Linked DNA regions of Homo sapiens: region 1 is linked to region 2. A link is an interaction called in ENCODE POLR2A ChIA-PET data of the cell type or tissue named here. Cell type or tissue: Panc1. All regions are shown on one strand. Each heading gives the region's core, and the rest is flanking DNA. Links, peaks and the distances in the headings are about the cores only.

Evidence for each region. ChIA-PET counts read pairs that join two places held together with the same protein. Peaks named below come from ENCODE experiments on the same cell type or tissue, not always from the same donor. Only the 100,000 strongest peaks of a DNase experiment are listed, where the experiment ranks them.
Region 1: POLR2A ChIA-PET joins it to region 2 with 5 read pairs; 1 of 35 experiments calls an interaction of 5 or more read pairs at or near these places.

Annotation. Positions count from the first base shown.
Region 1 is chr1:162,172,039-162,181,947 of GRCh38, forward strand. The region is part of intron 2 of NOS1AP (nitric oxide synthase 1 adaptor protein); the gene reads left to right. It overlaps LOC105371475 (a long non-coding RNA gene), which reads right to left and starts at 2,870. Exons shown (of 4, transcript XR_007066699.1): 1 at 2,720-2,870. RefSeq lists an enhancer at 8,406-8,936. In Panc1, for the core only: no CTCF peak of the experiment used is centred there; no DNase peak of the experiment used is centred there; H3K27ac peaks cover 5,699 bases.
Region 2 is chr1:162,480,447-162,490,355 of GRCh38, forward strand. No RefSeq gene overlaps it. Among named protein-coding and RNA genes, the nearest start is that of UHMK1, 12 kb to the right of the region's middle. In Panc1, for the core only: no CTCF peak of the experiment used is centred there; a DNase peak (open chromatin) is centred at 7,003.

The sequences.
Region 1 (9,909 bases), core at 1,070-9,069, 310 kb before region 2:
GAAGATGCTGAGTTGCTCAGTGGGAGAAACTTCCCCAGGCCTTACTCAGCCTACCCACTATCTTTTACCCATCACCAGTAAGACCTCTCTGTAAAGCAAACCAGAAGTCCAAGTTCAGATGAACCCATGACGGGTTGTGGGGAGAGGGACAAGAGGAGACCCAAGCACCCACCAGTAAATGGCAACTAAAGAGGAAACTTGTTGAGCCTATACTGGAGAAGAACACATCTTAAATTTTCACATTTTGTGGGTGGTAGGGTAGCTGTAGCAGTAGAAACATACATTATGAGCATCTTGGCTTTGTCTGAATTTTGAGAAATGGCAGTCACAGAGACTCTTCTATATGCATATCATCCCTTGACACAAAAGAATGGCTATCCCAGTCTGGAGTGGGGGATGTGGGCCTGTGAATGGGTGTGCCCCAAGTCCACATGATGGCTTTGCTATTGAAACCCTCTAGATGGCCATGACTCTGTGTTGCCAAATTACTTAACATTGCAAACTAGTGGCCTACAGGAATAATCTTGATGAGGCGGGTGGTTTAAGTGGAATGTCAGCAGGTGGTCATTGGAGATTATTGTCATATATCACTATTTTCTGTGACCCAGCCAACTCTTTGGTATATGTATGTGCTTTCCCTTCTGTCAGGTGAGGAAAGGTTTTTTTTGTTGTTGTTTGTTTTTGTTTGTTTGTTTGTTTGTTTTCATCTCAAGGTTTTGCATAGATTAACCAATGGATGGTCATGAATCATTTAAATATGAATCATTTAAATAACTATGCTGATGTTGAGACTGAGCCTTGAGATTCTGCTATTCAGGCAGCAAACTTCTCTGCCTGCTAGTTGAGTGTTATTCTTAACCAAACACAAGTTCACCCTTGCTCAATAGGAGGTTTTTTTTTTGTGATGGGGTCTCAGTCTGTCACCCAGGCTGGAGTGTAGTGGCGCAATCTTGGCTCATTGCAACCTTTGCTTCCCAGGCTCAAGTGATCCTCCCACTGCACACTGCAGCCCCCTGAGTAGCTAGGACCACAGGTGGGTGCTACCATGCCCAGCTAATTTTTTGTGTATGTTGATGCAAAAGTTATTGCGTTTTTGCCTTTGAAAATAATGGCAAAAAGCGCAATTACTTTTGCACCCGTCTAATATTTTTGACGGGGTTTCACCAGGTTGCCCAGGCTGGTCCTGATCTCAGGTGATCTGCCTGCCTCAGCCTCCCAAAGTGCTGGAAATATAGGTGTGAGCCACCACAGCTGTCCTCCACTCTCCTCCATTTATTAAATAGGATTCCCTATTTAATAAGTGGTGCTGGGAAAACTGGCTAGCCATATGTAGAAAGCTGAAACTGGATCCCTTCCTTACACCTTATACAAAAATTAATTCAAGATGGATTAAAGACTTACATGTTAGACCTAAAACCATAAAAACCCTAGAAGAAAACCTAGGCAATACCATTCAGGGCATAGGCATGGGCAAGGACTTCATGTCTAAAACACCAAAAGCAATGGCAACAAAAGCCAAAATTGACAAATGGGATCCAATTAAACTAAAGAGCTTCTGCACGCAAAAGAAACTACCATCAGAGTGAACAGGCAACCTACAGAATGGGAGAAAATTTTTGCAACCTACTCATCTGACAGCTAATATCCAGAATCTACAATGAACTCAAACAGATTTACAAGAAAAAAACAAACAACCCCATCAACAAGTGGGCGAAGGATATGAACAGGCACTTCTCAAAAGAAGACATTTATGCAGCCAAAAGACACATGAAAAAATGCTCACTGGCCATCAGAGAAATGCAAATCAAAACCACAATGAGATACCATCTCACACCAGTTAGAATGGCAATCATTAAAAAGTCAGGAAACAACAGGTGCTAGAGAGGATGTGGAGAAGTAGGAACACTTTTACACTGTTGGTGGGACTGTAAACTAGTTCAACCATTGTGGAAATCAGTGTGGTGATTCCTCAGGGATCTAGAACTAGAAATACCATTTGACCCAGCCATCCCATTACTGGGTATATACCCAAAGGATTATAAATCATGCTGCTATAAAGATACATGCACACGTATGTTTATTGCGGCACTATTCACAATAGCAAAAACTTGGAACCAACCCAAATGTCCAACAATGATAGACTGGATTAAGAAAATGTGGCACATATACACCATGGAATACTATGCAGCCATAAAAAATGATGAGTTCATGTCCTTTGTAGGGACATGGATGAAGCTGGAAACCATCATTCTCAGCAAACTATCGCAACGACAAAAAACCAAACACCACATGTTCTCACTTATAGGTGGGAATTGAAGAATGAGAACACATGGACACAGGAAGGGGAATATCACACATTGGGTACTGTTGTGGGGTGGGGGGAGGGGGAAGGGATAGCATTAGGATATATACCTAATGCTAAATGATGAGTTAATGGGTGCAGCACACCAACATGGCACATGTATACATATGTAACAAACCTGCACGTTGTGCACATGTACCCTAAAACTTAAAGTGTAATAATAATATAATAAAAAATAAAAAAACTTTCTATTATAAAACAGTTTTAGGTTTACAGAATTATTGCAAAGATAGTACAGAGAGTTCTTGCATACCCAACACCCAACTTCCCCTATTATCAGCATCTAATGTTAGTATGGTACAGTTGTTAGAATTAATGAACTGATATTGATATATTCTTATTAACTAAAATCCATACTTGTTCATATTTCCTTAGTTTTCCCTTAGTGTTCATTTTCTGTTCCAGGATCTTGTCTGGGACCACATTTAGTTCTTATCCTCCTTAGGCTCCCCTGGACTGTGACTGTTTTTCAGATTTTTGGTGATCTTGACAATTTTGGTGATCTTCACAATTTTGAAGATTACTGGTCAGGCCTATTTTGTAGAATCTCCTTTAACTGGAATTTGATGTTTTCCTCATGGTTAATATGTTTTTGGGAGGAAGACAGAGAGGTAAGATGGCATTCTCATCATATAATTTGAAGGGTACATACTATCATTATGACTTATCACTGTTGATGTTAACCTTGATCACCTGGCTTGAGATAGTATTTGTAAAGTTACTGTTTTTCTTTCCATGAAGTACTTTTTGGGGAAAAAAAAAAAAGTCGTTATGCATGGTCTGCACTTACATGCACTTACAGAGTGGAAAGTTTTGCTCTACCTCCTTAAAGGCAGTTAAAACAGTTAAAACAGTTATGTCAAGTATTTGGAATTCTTTTGCATAGATTTGTCTGTCCTCTCCCATTTATTGCTTTATTCAGTCATTTATTTATTTTTATCAGTAAAGAATCATGGATATTTGTTTTATACCTTGTATTATAAGTACTTCTTTATTTCATTGCACAAATTGTTTTAATGTGGCTGCTAAAAACTCTTTGATTTGGCTCTTGTATCCCCTTGCCCCATCATTGTTTGTTGTTTTGAGCACGTTTTAACTTTCTGGCACTACACAGTACTCCAGGCTCATCTGGTGTATTTCCTGAATCCAGCATTTCTGCAAAGAGCCCTGACTCCTTTTGTTGAAGGCATGGAGTTAGATAGCAGGATCGGAGGTGTGGGGGTGGGGGCGGTCGGTTAGTTGCTGCTGGAATGTGTTTGCATCTAGGCCCTCTCAGCAGATAGAGCAATGAAATACGTGTGTATGCTACCTCTTTAATATACAAATACCCATGAATATTTCTATATGTAGCCATCTATATTAAGCCAAACATGAGTTTGTAGTGATGTCTGCAATTCTGATCCATATTACATAAATCATTCTAGCTTCCTCCCTTGCTTATCTGTAATATCCCCCGCAAGCAGTTAGAAACCTAGCTACCACCACCCATTTGCTTAATTGTTCACTTCCAGTGTACGCGTACAGTAGTATCAGAATCGTTAACCCATACCCCCATTGGAAACAATTTTTCAGCTCTAGTACAGTGCTTATGTACAGTTCTTTTTGCCATTAGTTTGTACAGACTCCACTGATTTCTAAGATAACTTCTGTTAGCACCTTACTGTCTCACTTCTTCAGTGAGATTATTTCATACATTTGTAATACATTTAGATTTTTGGGGGTCACATTTTACATTCCATCCTGGGATCCTTGGCCTCCCACTCAATGATTTTTTTTAAAAAATTTGCATGCATTTAGGTTTACTCTTGTGCTATAAAGTTCTGTGGGTTTTTGTCAAATGCTTAATGTCCTATACTTACATTACAGTATCATACAGAATAATCTTACTGCCCCAAATAGTCCACTGTGCTTCATCTATTTAATTCCCAAACCCTATCCCCAAACCCCTGGCAACCACTGGTCTATTTACTATCCCTATAATTTTTGCTTTTTCTAGAATGCCATGTAATTAGAATCATAGAAAATGTAGCCTTTTCAGACTGGTTTCTTTCACTTAGCAGTATGTACTTAAGATTCATTCATATCTTTTTGTGGCATAATAGCTCTTTTTTTTTTTTTTTTTTTTTTGAGATGGAGTGTTGCTCTGTTGCCAGGCTGGAGTGCAGTGGTGTGATCTTGGCTCACTGCAACCTCTGCCTCCTGGGTTCAAGCAATTCTCCTGCCTCAGCCTCCCAAGTAGCTGGGACTACAGGCGTGTGCTACCACGCCCAGCTACTTTTTGTATTTTTTGTAGAGACAGGGTTTCACCACATTGGCCAAGATGGTCTTGATCTCTTGACCTGGTGATCCACCCACCTTGGCCTGGGATTACAGGTGTGATCCACTGCGCCCAGCCAATAGCTCATTTTTTATTGCTGAACAGTATTCCATAATATGAATGTACCACAGTTTTTTCACTTACCTATTCAAGGACATCTTATTTCCAGATTTTGATGATTACGAATAAAGCTGCTATAGCGATTCATATGCAGTCTTTTATGTGCACATAAGCTTTCAAATTAATTGGATAAATGCCTAGGAGAATCTGCCTCATTTGAGTATCTGCCTTTCAGCATCTACCTCCTCAATTCTACCTGGACAATGTCAGCACACTCTAAAAATTGGTAGTTCTGCTGCTGAGCTGCCCATATACTGACCTGTTTTCTTCTCTGCCTGTAAGTGGTAAGCATTGACCACCCTTCTTGCTGAGAACTTTAAAAATTTTAATCCAGGAGGTGATATGGGGGAGGAGGGTGGATTATGTGATTTGGAATAGCCCTGGAGTCAGGGCTTAGCTGAGCCCCAAGGATTACGCCATTGTGTTAATTAGGAACTTAACCCTGATTCCTGAAAGCAGTTTTCACGTGACTTTGGTGTGGCAGTAAAGGCCAGTAAACCAGAGTGTTTGTTACACAGAGTGATTCGTCCTGTGTGACTCAGGAGAGAGGCCGGCCCACGCATGGCCCTTTCAGATCTTTGGGGTGAGTTGTGGTGGTGTCTGTTTTGCCAGGTAGGTCAGCTGCGGAGTCTTTCAGCCACTGGCATGAAGGGAACCAGCCATGGGTCTGGGGTCAGTGTAGCTCAGTCTCCTGGTTTTCCCACACTTCAGTTTGCGGGGCAGCTCTCTGACCTGTAGTTATATACTGAGTTTGCCTACTCTTTTTATTTACTTATTTATTTTGAAGTTTATATTAATTTATTTAAACATTTTTAACTAAATGATGTGATTTTTCTATTTTTTAAAAAAGTAGTAAACATTATTTTTAGAGTAATTTTAGCAAAATTGAATGGAAAGTTTGGGGATCCCATATATTCCTGCCCCTGCACATGCACAATGTCCCCCACTTTAAACATTCCACACCAGAATGGCACATTGGTTACAACTGATGAACCTACATTGACACATCATTATCACTCAGAGTTCATAATTGACATGAGGGTTCATTCTTGGTGTTGTGCATTCTGTGGGTTTGGACGAGTGTTTAATGACATGTATCTACCATTATAGTTTCATACAGAATAGTTTCACTGCCATAAAAATCCTCTGTCCCCTGCTTATTCATGCCTTCCTCCTCCTAACCTCTAGCAAACACTGATCTTTTTACTGTCTATAATTTTGCCTTTTCCAGAATGTCATATAGTTGGAATCATACAGTAGGTATGAATGGCTTTTTAGATTGGTTTCTTTCACTTAGTAGTATGCATTTAAGATTCCTCTAGGTCTTATTATGGCTCGATAGCTCATTTTTTTTAGTGCTGATTAATATGCCATTGTCTGGATACACCACAGTTGATTTATTCATTCACCTACTGAAGGACATTTTGGCTGCTTCCAAGGTTTGGAATTATGAATAAAGCTGCCAAGAACATCTGTGAGCAGCTTTTTGTGTGGACATAAGTTTTCATTCCATTTGAATAAAGGTGAAAGACTGTGACTGCTGAATGATGTGCTTGCTAAGAGTATGATTAGTTTTGTATTATTTTATTTAAAAATATGTTTACTGAGTATGTGCCATACACCAAACATGGTGCTAGTTGCTAATATATTATTTAATAATCCTTTTAGCAACCCTATGAAGTAGGGCCTTCCACTTTATAGGTGAGGAGACTCAGGCACAGGAGGGCTAGGTAGCTAGTAAGTGACAGCTGGCACTTACACTCATCCCTCCTGATGCCAGAGCTTTTCCCACTGCGTCATGCCGTCTCTGGAGACCAGCATATAACAGAAGGTGGCATCCACCCAGCTAGAAAGGGCTCATCCAGAAGCACCTCGTTCAGCTCACCAGGGTTGCCCGTCAGTTTATGAACAGTGGAAGAAAAAGGTTTCTTTCTCTGTGTGAAAGTTGTAGCCTTGCCTAGGTGCTCTTATACTTCCTGGATGCTCAGCCTATGCTGGCCTATTTAGATTTAAACTGTTTTCATTCCGAGCATTGTCAAACATACACCAAAGTAAAAAGACTAGTTTAGTCCGTCTTATACCTATCACTCAGGTCCTGGAATTACCAGGATTTTATCATTCTTGCTTTATTTGTTTGTGGGGTTTTTTGGTGGGGGTTGAGGGGGGTGGTGCTGGTGGTTATGTATACTGTTTCTTTTTTGGCTGAAAAATTTTGATAACAGTTTTGTCATTAGCTCATCTCCTGGACCTGTGTGGCATCTCTCCTTTCTTTGCATGAATTTCCTACCATTGTGTATCTCGTAGTTACTGGGTATTTATTTTATGTAACAAATGTTTATATAGTCTTAATCATATGTTACACCCTTTTTTAGTTCCTTAACAAATATTAGCTTGTTTACACCTCATAAAAATCTTACGAAATAGATATGAAAACGATTCTTCTTTTAGAGGTGGTAAAACCAAGGCACAGGGAAGTTGAGTAACCTGCCCTGAGTTACACAGCTAGGAAGCCGGCTAGCTGGCTTTCAAATGCAGGCTGTGGGGTTTTATAATCTGTGTTCTTATTTGTCATGCTGTGCTAGATAAACAACAATTCTACAGCCATTGCCAGTCTGTTCTCTGGTACTGCTAAAGACAGAGGAAGGAAAAAGCTAGTTCTTGCCTGCAGATGCATCCAGTCTGTTGGGAAGACGGACCTGGAAACCAGCATTTGGGGTAAATGCTGCAGCGATTATGCAAAAACAATTCAGTGAGAATGTAAAGAAACATTATGTGAAGCTTCTTGAGAAAGTCCAAGCAGGCTTCACAGAGGCTGTGATCCTTGAACTCAGATCCAGAAGGGTGGATGAGTGGGGAGGGAAATCCTGGACCTAGAGGTGAGAGAGCACAGGGAGGGCTGGAGAGAGATGGACTTGACAGTGGATTTCTCAGGCAATAAGATCATGAAGGCGCTGACTTGCCTGCTAAAAAGCTTTGACCTCATCCTGCTGGTAGTAGTGACCTATTGGTAGATTTTTAGCAGAGAATAAATATGGTGAGGTTTGCAGATTACTAAGCTCTCTCTAGAGGTGATGCAGAGGATGGATTGGGAGGAGAAAAGGCCGGACACCATTTATTAGTGCTGGCTGCTGGCAAGAATGTAGGGGCCTAAACTGGAGCCATGACAGTGGGAATGGAGAGCCTGGATCTGAGAGGTGAGGACCAGCATTATGCAGGTGTTCATTATCTGGATTTCTGAATGATATGTTACCTAGGAAAGCAACAGTGATCATAACATCCAAATATTCACCAATGAAGCCATCACTTACAGAAACAATCCCTGTGGCAAATGCACCCGGTGACCTCCAATGTGCCAGGCCCTTGTGTAGCCTCCTCCATGATGTGTTATTTTATTTTTATTTATTTATTTTATTTATTTATTTTTTGAGACAGAGTGTCGCTCTGTCGCCCAGGCTGGAGTGCAGTGGCGCTATCTCTGCTGACTGCAAGCTCCGCCTCCCGGGTTCACGCCGTTCTTCTGCCTCAGCCTTCTGAGTAGCTGGGACCACAGGCGCCCGCCACCACGGCCAGCTAATTTTTTGTATTTTTAGTAGAGGCGCGCTTTCACCGTGTTAGCCAGGATGGTCTCGATCTCCTGACCTTGTGATCCGCCTGCCTCAGCCTCCCAAAGTGCTGGGATTATAGGCATGAGCCACCGCGCCCGGCCAATGTGTTACGTTATTTAAGACCCCATTTTAGCAGCCTGGAGCGGGACCTTCTGCATGTGAGAGGCACATGTGGAAAGGGACTACAGGAGCCTCTTGGAGCGGAGCATGGCCCTCAGCTGACAGCCAGCAAGAAAGTGGAGCCTCAGTCCTGTAGCTGCCGGGAACTCAGTTCTGCCAACGACAACGTGAGCTTGGGAGATGACCCATGAGCTTCAGAAAGGAACACAGCCTGGTTGACACCATGGTTGCAGCTTTGCAAGACTCTCAGCAGAGGACCCATGTAAGCTGTATTCAGACTCCTGACCCAGGGAAACTGGGAGATACTAAATGTGTGTTGCTTTAAGCCTTGAAGTTTGTGGCCATTATTATGCAGCAAGTAGAAAACTAAAACATTCCCTGTTCAGTCATCCTCCCCTTAACAGCAGCATCTATTCTCAGCTATCCTCAAGGTCTATCAGCCAGCATTCTGCTTTCAGATCTGGCAGTACAGTGCAATTTCCATGCAAATGTATTTCAAAGTGAAATTGCAAGTCTTGCAAAAGATGTAGGATTATAGGTAGTCAATAAAAGGATTGCTGGAGAACTGCTCAAACAACTTAACAGACAAAAGAGGACTGGGCAGGGTTAGACCCACTCATAATTGGTGAGAAAAACAATCAGTATGCTGACAAGAAACTGACTTCAAAGGAGAAGGATTTGAATATCTTTGAATATTAAGACACACCTTTGAGAAAATGAAAGCTCTTAAATAATTTCTGCAAAAATTATGCTCTGTATAGTAATGTCATGAAAGTCAGAGATGTAGTAAAGGATGTCATGTTATTATGTAGTGATGTTGGAAAAAAATTACAACAATAAATCAATAACTCAGTCTAGCCTAAGAATTAATGCAAAATTCAATATGATCTAAATATTTCACATTTTAAATAAGGTTTTACATTTTAGATAAGCTTATTTGCATAATTTTTACTTCATTTTGAAAGATTAATTCTGTCAGCTCTTATTTTTTCACTATTGTGAAGTTCTGGTTCTTATTTTTAAGGGCTTTTCTAGTACCAGCTGCCCCCTGGATAACAGTTATCAAGGGCCTTTTGAATTAGGGGGTGATGTTGACATGAACTGCTCACTGGAGTGGATGCTTCCTGATGGCCAGGAATGAGGGGATTGATTTGGGCACTTCCTTTGTAGGATGGAGCCCAAAATGCCCAATTTATTTCATTCATGGCTTCACAAGCCATCAGTATCTCAGATGCTCAAAGATTTTTGTTCAGTACTCTCCTTGTATCAGACAGGAAACATGGTAGACCACTGAGTATGGTCTGAGTTGATTTCAAGTGTATGCAACATCTTTTCTGGGGATGACCTAAGAAGGCCAGCTTTATGAAGGACTCTGGAGAATTCCT
Region 2 (9,909 bases), core at 1,164-9,163:
ATCATATCAAGTATCTTCTCTAACCACAATGAAATAAAACTAGAAATCAAGAACAAGAAGAACTTCAGAAACTATACAAACATATGGAAATTAAACAATATGCTCCTAAAGGATCACTGAGCCAATGACAAATTAGGAGAGATATTAAAAAATGTATTGAAACAAATGAAACATGGAAACACAATATACCAAAACCTATAGGATACAGCAAAACAGTACTAAGAAAATTTTATAGCAATAAATGCCTACATCAAAAAACTAGAAAAACCTAAAAAAAAAAAAAAAAGTCGTATTACCTGACTTCAAATTATACTACAGAACTATAGTAACCCAAACAGCATGGTACTAGCATAAATATGGACACATAGACCAATACAACAGAATAGAGAACCCATAAATAAATCCACACATTTACAGTAAACTCATTTTTGACAAAGGTGCCAAGAACATACATTGGGGAAAGAACAGTCTCGTCAATAAATTGTGCTGAGAAAACTGGATATCCATATACAAAAGAATGAAACTAGACCCCTATCTTTTGCCATATACAAAATTGAAATCAAAATGGATTAAAGGCCAGGCATGATGGCTCACGCCTATAATCCTAGCACTTTGGGAGGCCGAGGTGGGTGGATCACTTGAAGTCAGGAGTTTGAGACCAGCCTGGCCAACATGGCAAAACCCTGTCTCTACTAAAAATTAGCCGGGCATGGTGGCGTGCACCTGTAATCTCAGCTACTCAGGAGGTTGAAACGTGAGAATCACTTGAACCCTGGGGGGCGGAGGTTGCAGTGAGCCAAGATCATACTACTGCACTCTAGCCTGGGTGACTGAGTGGGACTCCAAGACTCCATCTCAACAACAACAACAATGAAAAAGATTAAAGACTTAAATCTAAGGCCTGAAACTATAAAACTACTAAGAGAAAATGTTGGCTAAACACTCTGGGACATTGATCTGGACAAAGATTTCTTGAGTAATACCTCAAAAGCATAGGCAACTGAAGCAAAAATGGACAGATGAAGCTAAGAAGCTTTTGCACAGCAATGGAAACAATCAACACAATAAAGAGACAACCCACAGAATGGGAGAAAATGTTTGCAAACTACCCATCTGAAAAGGGATTAATAACCAGAATATATAAGGAGCTCAAACAACTCATTACGAAAAAAAAAAAAACAAATAATCCATTAAAAAGTAGGCAAAAGATCTGAATAGATGTTTCTCAAAAGAAGACATGTAAATGATCAACAGGTATAAAAAGAAAATGCTCAACATCACTAATCACAGAAAAATGTAAATAAAAATTACAATAAGATATCATCTCACTCCGCCCAGTTAAAATAGCTTTTATCCAAAAGATAGGCAATAATGAATGCTGGTGAGCATGTGGAGAAAGAGGAACCCTTCTACACTGTTGGTGGAAATGTAAATTAGTACAACCACTGTGGAGAACGGTATGAAGATTCCTCTAAAAACAAAAAACAGAGGTACCATACCAGCTATCCCACTGCTAGGTATATACCTGAAAGAAAGGAAATCAGTATATGGAAGGAATACCTGCACTCCCATGTTCATTGCAGCACTATTCACAATAGTCAAGATACAGAATCAGCCGAAGTGCCCATCAGTGGATGAATGCATAAAGAAATATGGTACATGTGCATAATAAAATATTATTTGGCCATTCAACAGAAAGAGATCCAATCATTTGCAACAACATGGATGAACCTGTAGGGCATCATGTTATGTGAAATAAGTCAGGCACAGAAAGACAAATTTCACATGTTCTCTCTCCTAAGTGGGAGTTAAAAATTATTTTAAATGAACTCTTGGAGACAGAGTAGAATGATGATTACTAGAGGATAGGAAGGGTAGTAGGGAGGGGATGCAAAAATACAGTTAGAGTAAGTACAAAGATACAGTTAGATACGATAAATAAGATCTAGCATTCAGAGCACAATAGGGTGACTATAGTTAACAATAATCTATTGTAAGTTAAAAAATAACAAAAATAGTGAAATTTGAATGTTCCTAACACAAAGAAATGATAAATGCTTGAGGTGATGGATACCCCAATGACTGTGATTTGATCATTTCATATTATATGCTTGTTGCAAATCATCATATGTACCCCATAAATATATACAACTATTACGTGCCCATAATAATTAAAAATTTAAAACATTTTTTTTCTTTTTTTTTTGCGGCGGAATCTTGCTCTGTCGCCCACGCTGGAGTGCAGTGGCGTGATCTCAGCTCACTGCAACCTCCACCTCCCAGGTTCAAGCAATTCTCCTGCCTCAGCCTGCCAAGTTGCTGGGATTACAGGTGCCCACCACCACACCTGGCTAACTTTTTTTAATTTTTAGTAGAGGTGGGGTTTCACTAAGTTGGCCAGGCTGGTCTCCAACTCCTGTTCTCAAGTGATCCTCCCACCTCTGCCTCCCAAACTGTCGGGATTACAGCCGTGAGCCATTGCTCCCGGCCAAAATTTAAAGCTTTTTAAAAATCAGAAAGAAATGCATAACAAAATTGAACAGTGTTTTGTCTTCTTTCAATCCAAGTGTGTGACTTGGTAAGGGATTTTTTTTTTTTTTTTTTTTTTTTTTTTTTTTTTTTTTTTTGAAACGGAGTCTCGCTCTGTCTCCCAGGCTGGAGTGCAGTGGCGCGATCTCGGCTCACTGCGAGCTCCGCCTCCTGGGTTCACACCATTTTCCTGCCTCAGCCTCCCGAGTAGCTGGACTACAGGCGCCCACCACCACGCCCTGCTAATTTTTATATTTTTGGTAGAGACGGAGTTTCACCGTGTTAGCCAGGATGATCTTGATCTCCTGACCTCGTGATCCACCTCCTCGGCCTCCCAAAGTGCTGGGATTACAGGCGTGAGCCACTGCGCCCGCCAGGGATCTTTTTTTCTAATGCGTCTACTCTTGGCTTTGAGAGACAAGAAAGAGCTCTGTAAGGTATAATCTGTTCATATACAAAAGATGAGATTTACTGACCTGCTCCTAGACAAGTTCTGGAATTTGGTAAAATGAAAATATCCTGCTATTCATAGGAAAACAATAATTTGCTTCAGTTTTTTTTGGTTGTTGTTTGTTTTTTTGTTTTTTGAGACAGAGTCTTGCTCTGTTGCCCGGGTTGGAGTGCAATGGCACAATCTTGGCTCACTGCAACCTCCACCTCCCGGGTTCAAGCGATTCTCCTGCCTCAGCCTCCGTAGTAGCTGGGATTACAGGTGCCCGCCACCACGCCCAGTTAATTTTTGTATTTTTAGTAGAGATGGGGTTTCACCATATTGGCCAGGCTGGTCTCGAACTCCTGACCTCAAATGATCCACCCGCCTCAGCCTCCCAAAGTGCTGGGATTACAGGAGTGAGCCACCACACCTGGCTTTGCTTCAGTTTTTAACTACTTAAATCCGTGAGAATTTTTTATAGTATAGAAAGTATGAAGAGTAAAGACAGAAATTGTCTCATTTTACTGGAAAATGAAATCCATGTATGCTTATCTTAAACTCAGAATTCAATATTCAGAATTAAACTTCAACTCAGAATTATTTGTGCAATAAAAAACAAGCCCAAGTTTCACATTAAAGAAGAAAATTTTCTTTTTCATTTTTAGCCTCAAAAATAACAATTTTGGCTGGGCATAGTGGCTCACGCCTGTAATCCCAACATTTTTGGGAGGGTGAGGCAAGAGGATTGCTTGAGGCCAGGAGTTTGAGACCAGCCTGGGCAACATAGCAAGACCCTATTGCTATTATTAAATAAATGAATAAATAACACTTTTATGCAAGAAATCAATACCTGTATATAATGATTTTGTCACTGCCACGCTTACATTTAAGCTTGATCATGTCACTCAGTAAGAAAATGTTCTCTTTTAAGTCTTGTACAAAATTGTATCTTATACTAGATTTTTATTCATATTGGTTTTGTTTATGATTTTCATAGCTTACCTATTCAATAAATGTTAATAAAATTTTATGTTGTGAATAATATTAATCAAAATAAATGTGCAGTCTTTGTTTAAGTTAAATCAACCAAGCCTACCTTTAGAAAAAAATCAAACACCATTTTGGCTTGTCAGTTATTTAACAGAAATTTGTCATCTGCCTTCTGAATTTTATTTTATTTTATTTATTTATTTATTTTATTTTATTTTGAGACAGAGTCTTGCTCTGTCACCCAGGCTGGAGTGCAATGGCGTGATCTTGGCTCACTGCAGCCTCTGCCTCCCAGGTTCAAGTGATTCTCCTGTCTCAGCCTCCCGAGTAGATGGGATTACAAGTGCCCGCCACTTCACCCTGCTAATTTTTGTATTTTGAGTAGAGATGGGGTTTCACCATGTTGGTCTGGCTGGTCTTGAACTCCTGATCTCAGGTGATCTGCCCGCTTCTGCCTCCCAAAGTGCTGGGATTAAAGGTGTGAGCCACCATGCCCAGCCTGCCTTCTAAATTTTAAAAATTCATGAAAAGAAAGAGATTAATTTTTAAAAAGGTAAGTTAAGCTTAACTACCGATTTTTTTCCCAGAAAGGTTGGCTATAAAGTAATTATTAGTTTTAGATAGGGTGAAGAACTACTTTTGCCCATCAAATATGTTATAATATACCCCATTAATATCTTACATAGTAGAAATTTATTATAAGACTTTTAGGCCCACTTGGATAAGGTAAAAAATCAAGCACATTTCAACAAAGGAAAAACTAAAGTTTTCTCTATTTATACTAATGACTTAGATAAGAGTTATCCTTTGTAAGGAGGGAGAACCACGCAAAAGGTATACTAATAAGTCAGACAAAATAAGCAGATCTATAGAAAACTAACATTGTCTACTAAACAACATTGACCATCATCTACAATTTACTGATAATGTAAGCCATAGATTTAATAATTTTTATGTAGGGTTTCCTTGAGACTTGAAGATTATTATAAGCATTCCTCCAGGGTAAGGAGATTGAGAAATGTTAGGGAGAGTCTAGTTATGAGTCAAAAACCACAACAGTAATTGGAGCAGGAAAAACTTTCAAAAATGGAATTATTAAGAAGTGAAAGATGGTTAACTAAAAGGTATAAAAGGGGATTTCACAAAATACAGGAATGGCAAATACAGGAAACAGCTACCATCCATAGGGTTAAGGGAGAAGATATCTAAGGAGGAAACTAAGAGTTTGGAAGAAGATACTCATCCCATAAGGTCAAGACTCAGATCTTGTTAGAGTGTGGCTACAGTCCAGCCTGGTAGGCAACAGAAAGTTTGCTGGGGTCCTGGTGGGCCAGGAAACTGAGGGTAGGTCTGTTAACATCCTCTGCTAAGAACTGAAGGTCAGGCTTTGGAATTGTCCTGCTGCCACTTGGAGAGATGGCTGAAAGCTTTATTAAGAGAAGAGCAAGGTTTTGGCGGGGAGGGGAAAGAAGAGGTTTTCCTTGCCTTTGCTCAGCCATATAACATTAAAGGATTTTTAAAAATTGTGTTGCTATTCCTCATGAGGATTGGGATGTGCGATAGGCAGAATACTAATCTATCCTTTTCTATGGCACACCAATTTTTTTTTTTTTTTTTGCCTAACTCCTACCAGTACTGTCTATATTATAACACAGCTCCAGCACAATGAAAAAAAAAAAAAATAAAACAATACATCTCTCTCTGTCTATTCCTCTTCAAAGGAATAAATACAATATAAAAATCTATAAAAAGATATATTAAAATATACAATACCATATTATAATAGAACATAGTAATTTAGCAAATGACTTAGTATTACATCACACAAGAACCCATGAAACAAAAAGGATTTAATGGAAACCTGCCCAGACTGTAAAAACCAGAACAGTAATTCATAAGCAGAAAAGAAAATGTTCAGAGGAAAAGCTGTTGGCATTTGAAAGACTAATGCAGCTCTTAATGCAAATTAATAATGAATGCAGTTAGTTTGTGACACCATGTAAAATAGTGACAAGTGATGGTGTAAAACAATCTGAGTTTATATATCTTGTTTGTGATTTCCATTATTTCAGGATCAGGAGTAAAAACAGTGTTTTTGAATATAGAGACAATTCTCGATTATCTATAATCATACAGTTTCTGGATTATCAAGGTCCTTAAATTTTCCTTGGTTTTGCTAACCATCTTTTTTTTATATATATATACTTTAAGTTCTAGGGTACGTGTACACAATGTGCAGGTTTCTTACATATGTATACATGTGCCATATTGGTGTGCTGCACCCATTAACTCTTCATTTGCATTAGGTATATCTCCTAATGCTATCCCTCCCCCCTTCCCCCACCCCACGACAGGCCCCAGTGTGTGCTGTTCCCCTTCCTGTGTCCAAGTGTTCTCATTGTTCCATTCCCACCTATGAGTGAGAACATGTGGTGTTTGGTTTTTTGTCCTCGCGATAATTTGCTGAGAATGATGGTTTCCAGCTTCATCCATGTCCCTACAAAGGACATGAACTCATCCTCTTTTATGGCTGCATAGTATTCCATGGTGTATATGTGCCACATTTTCTTTTTTTTTTTTTTTTTTTGAGACGGAGTCTCGCTCTGTCGCCCAGGCTGGAGTGCAGTGGCGGGATCTCGGCTCACTGCAAGCTCCGCCTCCCGGGTTCACGCCATTCTCCTGCCTCAGCCTCCCAAGTAGCTGGGACTACAGGCACCTGCCACTACGCCCGGCTAATTTTTTGTATTTTTAGTAGAGACGGGGTTTCACCGTTTTAGCCGGGATGGTCTCGATCTCCTGACCTCGTGATCCGCCCGCCTCGGCCTCCCAAAGTGCTGGGATTACAGGCGTGAGCCACCGCGCCCGGCCGCCACATTTTCTTAATCCAGTCTATCACTGGTGGACATTTGGGTTGGTTCCAAGTCTTTGCTATTGTGAATAGTGCACACGTATGTTTATTGTAGACCATCTTTTCACTGTTTATTACCACTCTCGCCAGAAGATGGAGATCAAAGTAAAGAGGTTGTGAAGTCCAAATGACTCAAATGTCACCATCAGTGAAAGTGGCTTTTCTCAGCATTAGTTGGTGCTGGGAGAGAAAGGGAGGTTGGTGCTGGGAGAGAAAGGGAGGAACAGAAGATGTTGAAATAAATTCCCTGGCCGGGCATGGAGGCTCATGCCTGTAATCCCAGCACTTTGGGAAGCTGAGGTGGGCATATCACGAAGTCAGGAGTTCGAGAGCAGCCTGGCCAACATAGTGAAACCCTATCTCTACTAAAAATGCAGCCTGGCCAACATAGTGAAACCCCATCTCTACTAAAAATGCCAAAAATTAGCCGGGCATGGCAGCACCCACCTGTAATCCCAGCTACTCAGGAGGCTGAGGCAGGAGAATCGCTTGAACCAGGGAGGTGGGGGTTGCAGTGAGCCAAGATCGTGCCACTGCACTCCAACCCAGGCAACAGTGCAAGACTCCAACTCAAAAAAAAAAAAAAGAGAAAGAAAGAAAGAAAAAAGGAGAGAGAGAAAGAAAGAAAGAAAGAAAGAAAGAAAGAAAGAAAGAAAGAAAGAAAGAAAGAAATGCCCTGCTCTGCCTAGTGCCCTTTTCTTTTGCCTCTTCTTCCCCCACCACGTTTGCCTCTCCCTCATCCTTCCTGTCTTTCATCCTTTAGTACCCTTCAATTCTACATGAAACAATCTTGGTCCAGGATTGATAATTAGAAAAAAACAGCTGAAGACTTCCCTACCTGGAAGAAGGATAAGGTCCCTAGGTTCTGTAGTGGGTGAGCTGCGGGCCTGGGTTCTTCCTTCAGACGTTACAGATGCTTCTGCTTGGTCTGGGGAACAGCAACGCAGCAAACCAGTAATGTGAAGCTACAAAGAAAAAAATAATCATTACATAGGAGGAAACAAGTACTGAAAAACAATCCATCATCTTGCTGTACCAGTGAAGACTCCAGACTGCAGCAATCGTCCTACACTTGAGACTTCCTCTAAATATAGAAAAGTACAGACTGATGTTCCAGAGGGAACCTTAGGGCTTATCTTGGAGCTGAGACTCCAGGTGGAGATTGCCAATCACTGCCACCTAACCCTCCGGCTACATTGTCTGTCTCATATGTCTCACTTGTTTGGGAAACTCTCATCTCAGTCAGAGGGTAGTGGCAGGAGATGAAATAAATAAAGCCCCAAATCTTGACCTTGACTCATGAACACATTAAACCCTTTTGGGACTCTTAATTTGTTCTCATGTGGCCCCAGCAATGGGCCAAACACCTTTAATCTTGTAAGGCAGGTGTGTTTCACTCACATCAGTTTCTCTGTTCTCTACCTTCCTCAGTTCTATTTCTGTTTTTTTTTTTCTGAGATGGAGTCTCGCTCTGTCACCCAGGCTGGAGTGCAATGGTGCGATCTCCACTACTGCAACCTCCGCCTCCTGGGTTCAAGTGATTCTCCTGCCTCAGCCTGCCAAATAGCTGGGACTACAGGCCCATGCCACCACGCCCAGTTAATTTTTGTATTTTTAGTGGAGACGGGGTTTCACCATGTTGGCCAGGGTGGTCTCAATCTCCTGACCTCGTGATCCGCCCACTTCGGCCTCCCAAAGTGCTGGGATTACAGGCATGAGCCACTGCGCCCGGCCCCTCAGTTCTATTTCTAATTGTCTTTCCTCCTTAAGACATAATGCCCTTTGTTAAAGTCCATCTTCTGGTTTTTCCATTTTCTCCTACTGGTTGTCATCCCCTCTCCATCCACTAGCCTCCTGTTGCTGCCTGAAAAATAGACAACCATTTAACAAACATTTGTTAAGAGCTTAATAATGTTCCAGACACTATTCCAGGCACTGGAAATACAGCGGTGAACAAATCAAAATCAAACTCGTCCTTATTTTAGACAGGGGAATCTAATTTAAAAAATGAATTATATACTATGTCCAAGGTGATACAGAGTGAAATGAAAGCAAAGTAAGGGGTGCAGAGGATACCAGGGAAGTAAGGAATGGCTAATTTATATAAATGTGATCAAGAGAACTTCATCAATTAAGGACATTTGGGCAAACACTTGAAAGAAATGAAAAGTTGTCTGGGTGTGGTGGCTCATGCCTGTAATCCTAGCACTTTGGGAGGCCAAGGCGGGCAGATCACCTGAGATCAGCAGTTCAAGACCAGCCTGGCCAACATGGTGAAACCTTGTCTCTTATTAAAAATACAAAAATTAGCTGGGCGTGGTGGCGGGCACCTGTAATCCCAGCTACTATGGAGGCTGAGGCAGGGAGAATCTCTTGACTTTGGGAGGCGGAGGTTGCAGTGAGCCAAGATCACATCGTGGCACTCCAGCCTGGGCGACAGAGCGAGACTCTGTCTCAAAAAGAAAAAAAAAAAAAAAGAAATGAAAAGTGAGTCATGTAGATATCTGTGGAAAGACTATGCCAGGCAGAGGAAACAGCAAATTTCCTTCTTGAGGAAGGCAGCTGCCTGATGTGTTTGAAGAACAGGAAGCTGGTGTGTTGGGACCAGAGTGGACATGGGGGATAATGGGAGGACATGAGGCTGGAGTGGTAGAGGGGTCTAAATCATGGACAGCTTCATCACCCATTTTATGGATTTTGACTTCAACTCTGGGAGAGATGGAGGGTTTGGAGCAAAGCCATGAAGCCATGACTTAGCCCGACTTCTGCTCTCACTGGATCACTCTGGCTACAGTGTTGAGAATAGACTGTAGGAGGGCAGGAGTGGAAGCAAGGAGACTGGCTAGGAGGTTATTTCAATCATTGAGGCAGGAGGTGATGGAGGCTTGGAACAGACTAGTAGCTGGGAAGGTGGTAAAAAAAAAGTTGTTAGAGACTGAGTATATGTTGTAAATGGAGGAAAGAGAAGAATCAAGAATGACCCTGGGGGCTGGGGGTGGTGGCTTACGCCTGTAATCCCAGCACTTTGCGAGGCCGAGGCAGGCGCATC